2 separate regions of the Homo sapiens genome follow, and region 1 is linked to region 2. Evidence: chromatin loops called from intact Hi-C (ENCODE). Cell type or tissue: mammary epithelial cell. All regions are shown on one strand.

The links. Hi-C counts contacts between places; a loop is a spot of excess contacts. Peaks named below come from ENCODE experiments on the same cell type or tissue, not always from the same donor. Only the 100,000 strongest peaks of a DNase experiment are listed, where the experiment ranks them.
Region 1: a loop joins it to region 2, with 5 times the contacts of the local background. A loop is called at or near these places in 9 of 110 quality-filtered maps.

Annotation. Positions count from the first base shown.
Region 1 is chr13:48,397,894-48,400,393 of GRCh38, forward strand. All of the region lies in intron 17 of RB1 (RB transcriptional corepressor 1), which reads left to right. It also overlaps a transcript of LPAR6 not described here. Among named protein-coding and RNA genes, the nearest start is that of LPAR6, 14 kb to the right of the region's middle. In mammary epithelial cell, no CTCF peak of the experiment used is centred here; no DNase peak of the experiment used is centred here; H3K27ac peaks cover 2,500 bases.
Region 2 is chr13:48,333,362-48,335,861 of GRCh38, forward strand. The region is part of intron 2 of RB1 (RB transcriptional corepressor 1); the gene reads left to right. Among named protein-coding and RNA genes, the nearest start is that of RB1, 31 kb to the left of the region's middle. In mammary epithelial cell, a CTCF peak has its summit at 1,353 (motif pointing right); a DNase peak (open chromatin) is centred at 790; H3K27ac peaks cover 594 bases.

The DNA of each region.
Region 1 (2,500 bases), 65 kb after region 2:
TGTTTGTATGGTGGGTCATTAACCTTTGGTGTACTTTGCAGAAGTATTTTAAGTATTTACCATTGGACATTATTTGTTTTAAGTTATATTTTGCTGAGAGCTACAACTCAGGAAGGCAAGTGAATTGTAAGATAACGATTAAGCCACATTTAACACTTTTTAAAAGCATGGGCCAGGACAATGAAGCAGTATGATGCCATATATACTTTTACACAACAGCCATGCTAATATAATGATAAAGCAATTATGCTATATTTTTAAAAGCTTCTCATGAATTACCTAAAATAACCATGTATTTACTTTTCTTTGCCAGAAAGAGGAAACATTTTATTTTAATTTTAAAAAATTCAATTCTGAAAACATAGCTAAAGCTTTAACCTTTCTCACTCTGACCCAATATATTCCTAATATAGCTTTGCCCTTGACTTCCACAGCTAAATACTAGTTTCTCAAGTGATTTAGGAGACTTGACTTCATTATTCAAAACTGAAATTATTTAGCTTGTTCTAAATGCAACTTTGCTTCCCACTATGTCTATTTTTCCATTACTTTTCAAATCATCTGGGCTTAAATACTGAGCACTTTCTCCTTTTCTTTCTCAATAGTTTGATAGAGTCCTGTAATTTTTTTTTAAAGCTGTCTCTCATATTTATTATATTATTATTTTAATATACTTCATTACACTTCCCTAGAACAGATCATCAGCTCTCTTTAAGTAATTTGTCTGAGGTCACCCAGTTGGCATTTGAACTCATATTGGTTTGATTCCAAATTCCATACTGGTTTCTAGTAAAGGTCTCTGTCACTGTACTACATTATTTCTGTGAAATCATTCATGCTGTTTTTACTACCTCTATAATATATAGTCAGGCATATGGGACAGTATAAAGGGAGCAATACAAATAGTAAGTTAATTTTATTCTAAGTGAAAGCATAATATGTATGTGTATTTTTTATCCTGAGTAACAAGGGAAGTGTTTTGCCTAGGAGCTAATAAGTAACAAGAAAGGGAAAAGTAACATTTGTTGACTAGCTCCTTTGTGCAGTGCACTGTGACTATTGGTCTGGCTTATTCCTCAGGAAGAAGGATTAAAAGAAGACTTTACAAAAATGAGCAAACTATATTATAAAAGTAAATGCTAGTATGCATATATGTTTCATTCATGCAACTCCTAGAAATGAGAATTTACTATAAGTGTTTTCAGAATCCACAATAATTTAGGTTGAAATTAGGTATTTGGATCAACTTTCAAGGGAAGGGGTGACAATGAGGTGAAATAGACATCTAGATTGTTTTCGTAGACTGAAACATTGGACCTGAGGTTTTTGTTGTTGTTTTACTCTTTCTCTGTTTTTAGTAAAAGATTCCAGGTATGCCTAAAGTCATCTTCTATACGAATGCAAAAATGTAACGACAAAGAAGGGAAAATAAAAGAAGGCAATATCTTAGGAATAAATATTTTATAGTGACATTATTTTTCTGCTAGTGAACTAATAATCTACAAAAATTTTAAGATAGATAAGCAGAAAGAATACAAACAAAAAAAGATAGTAATTTAACTCATATGAATAATCATCCACTGAAATGTAGCAAGGATATGCTACATATGAAATGTAATTAGATGATTGCTTAAAGATCTAGGAATATAAGCTCAATGTAATAAAATAACTTTCTTCATCATTGTTAAGGATTAATAAGGCATTAAATGGGTTTTCATGTGGGTCCTCATATGTTAAAAAGGACAACAATAAGAAAATCTAAAGAAACTGAGATAACTTATAAATCAATGCAGGTATTCTGTGTTAAATGCTTATGTAAGCCTGAGTTCTTCATCCAGATCTGTTTATGATTTTAAACATAAAATCATTTTCATTTCTAAACCTTTGCTCAAGTAACTTGTAGTACCTGAGTCCTATGTCTGATCCCTAAGTCTATTCTTTTCTCTATGTATCTATACCCTTCTTTAATTTTAAAACACTCTGACATATGAAAAAATGCCAGAGTTTACTGTAGAGAAATATTCATAACTTGTCTATTCATGTCACTCCTCCCCACCACACCATCCATATTATACACATTACCCATTCTCTTTGTTCATTAATTGGCAAAAGGGACTAAGAAATTCAAGGATGTCCAAAAATAAAAAACAAACAAAAATCTAACAACTCAGGAATGTCCTGTAGGTAGCTCATAGAAACTTAGTTTAGGAAGTAGTGCTCATCACTTGCTTACTTCTTTGGAAGTTTGTCTGATAATTATACAGACCAGCATCAAAATAACTCTCATTTATGTGTGTGACATTTCAGTGTAGAAGTAATAATAGGTAATGTTTTTGCATATGTCCTATTATAGGTACTGTTAAAAGTGCTTCAGTGTATTAACTCATAACTTCTCACAACTCTATGAAATAGATTCTGTCATCACTGTTTCACAGATGGAGAAACTTTCCTGTGTCCACAAAACTGGTTGGTGACAGAGCCAGAATTTTAACTCAGGCTA
Region 2 (2,500 bases):
TAGATATCAGTTTTGTAGCTATTTTTCAGAAAAGCTAATTAGTAGCCCTTTGAGTATGGTGGCAGTTTTCTTTCCTATATGGTTATACCTTTTTGGATGGATCATTTTTGGGCTTTGAGCTCAATAATCTAAGCAGAGAGCTTGACCAGAAACTTAGTTCTAGGTAGGTTATGTATCATCTGTTCAGAAAATGAGGTCTGTAATGTCGTTCTTTGTGTGTGTGTATGTGTGTGTGTTACCCTTATTGATACTTACCAGTTTGCTATTAATGTGTGAATGGGAGCTGAAGAAACTATAGTGGAACCAACAGTCTTAACTTACACTTTGGTGGTTCAGTTGCTGCTTGTTTCTCTGAGCATATGGAGAAAAAAAAGAAAAAAAAACAAAGAGAGAAAAAGCCACTCTGTAGCTACTGCCACAACTTTTTTTTTTTTTCCTTTTTAGAACTACGCTAGTGTTAGTGCTGGACACTACAAGGCTCTTGGGGTAAAGTAGTGAATTAGATACAATATTTCTGCCTTCAGGATGCTTACATATTCATAGTTGAGATAGGGACAAATGAGCAAGCAAGCAAGTCACAGTTCAGTTAAGAGCTGACAGGTTTATGAACTGAGTTCCATAGGAGTTTTTCAAATTTATTTTAATTTTTCTGATCATATGCTGCATGATCTGTAAGAGTTCTTAAGGGAGGGAGTCCCAGGTGCTCAACTTTTGGGCAGATGGCCAGGTAAATCTGAATTTGCCAGGTACATGTTTTTCTGGAAATAGAATCAACTTTCTTACCCACAAAGGCATTGTGTAACTGGGTGACTGATTCACATGGTGTTCACCCCTGCATGTTGTTTCAAAAATGTGATTGAGTACAAGTAAGGTCAGTTTTTACATTCCTCTTCTTGGCTTTGCCACTCTTGCCTTTTACTTCTGTGCACATCCAAGAATGTCCTTAACACTAGACTGCTGTAAGCTCATATTATACAGGTGAAATTTTCTAGCGTCTTAGCCTGTTATTCCTTCTGTTCCTACGTATCACCTAGGTAAGGAGGAAATCTAGGAGCAAAAGATAAAGGCAGTTCTTCCCCCTATTTCTCTGTAATACCTTCATATTTCATTTAATGTAACCCTACTGCTAATTACTTATTACAGTCTCATGAACTATGCGTAAGGATATATCTTTTGACCCTGAGGTAGAGCACAAAAGCACATGTTTCTTATGACTTATTTTCATCTTTCATATTTCACAAAGTGCAAGCTAGATAGAACATTATTTTTAACTTTTGAAATTGCAACTTAAATTTATGTCAGTTGTGACAGCATACATAGTAGTACTTTTCTGATAGTTCCAGGATGATTTATGTCACCACTTGGTGGAGCTCTTTTATAAGTAAGTGCATTGTTTAAAAAAGCGAGTATAAGTTGTCACTAATTAGGGGTTATCATTAGATTGGTTCAAATGAACTCAACTAAATGATGGTATAATTGGTAATCTCTTCAAGTACTGAGTGTAGATTTTGTTTTAAACTGTAATGTATGTGATTAAAATTTTGATAAAGATTTTTCTCGAGTATTTCTAATTTTTCTCTCTCCTGCTTTATGTAAATGTAGCACTTATTGACTTTTCTCCTATTTTACAATTGTAGATAATTTAAAAAATGTATGCAGGATTAATAAGGAAAATGAAAACTGTTCGTAATCCTACCATGTAGAGATAATCGTGAACATTTTAATATATATTTTCATTTTCTCTTCTTTTTTGTTTTTTCACAAAATTGGAATCAAAATATGTGCAGAACTTTTTATTCTGTTTTTTTCTTAACGTTATATGTTGGGTATTTTTACATATCCCTTTAATATTCCTTGAAACTGTTTTGGGTTTTTATATTATTCTATGATATAGCTCTATCACAATATGTTTAACCATTCTGTTTTAAGATTTTTAGGCTCTTCCTACTATTTTTGCTATTATAAATAACTTTTCAAACATCTATTACACTAAATCTTTTTTTAATTTTTAAGTTTTGTGGGTACATATCAAGTGTACACATTTATGGGACATATGAAATGCCCTGATGCAAGCATGCAGTTCTGTTACTCTAAATCTTGACTCAACTCTATTTTTACTTGTTAAATTCTTAGCTATAAAACTGAGGTATTTTAAGGATTTTTATGTACCTTAACAAAATGTCCTTCAATTGACATTATTCTCAAATATGTTTGTTGAAAATATGTTTGTTGAAAGTACCTTTTTTTTTTTGCAAAGTGCTTGTTCTTTGCCCATTTTCCCCCCATTTTTTGTTCTTTTTTTGGTGTGTGTGGGGGAATTGTTTTGGCTAGGTAAGAATTACTTTTCTTCTGTTTCAACAATTTTTAAAGTGCTATCCTGAGTCCTTTTCATAATTTTCAAGAAAACACATCAGTTACAGATTTTAGGTTGCAAATTGTTGTTGGAAAAGGAGACCTGGACCTTAAAAGAGGAATCAGGCTGGAAAGCAGAATGAGATAT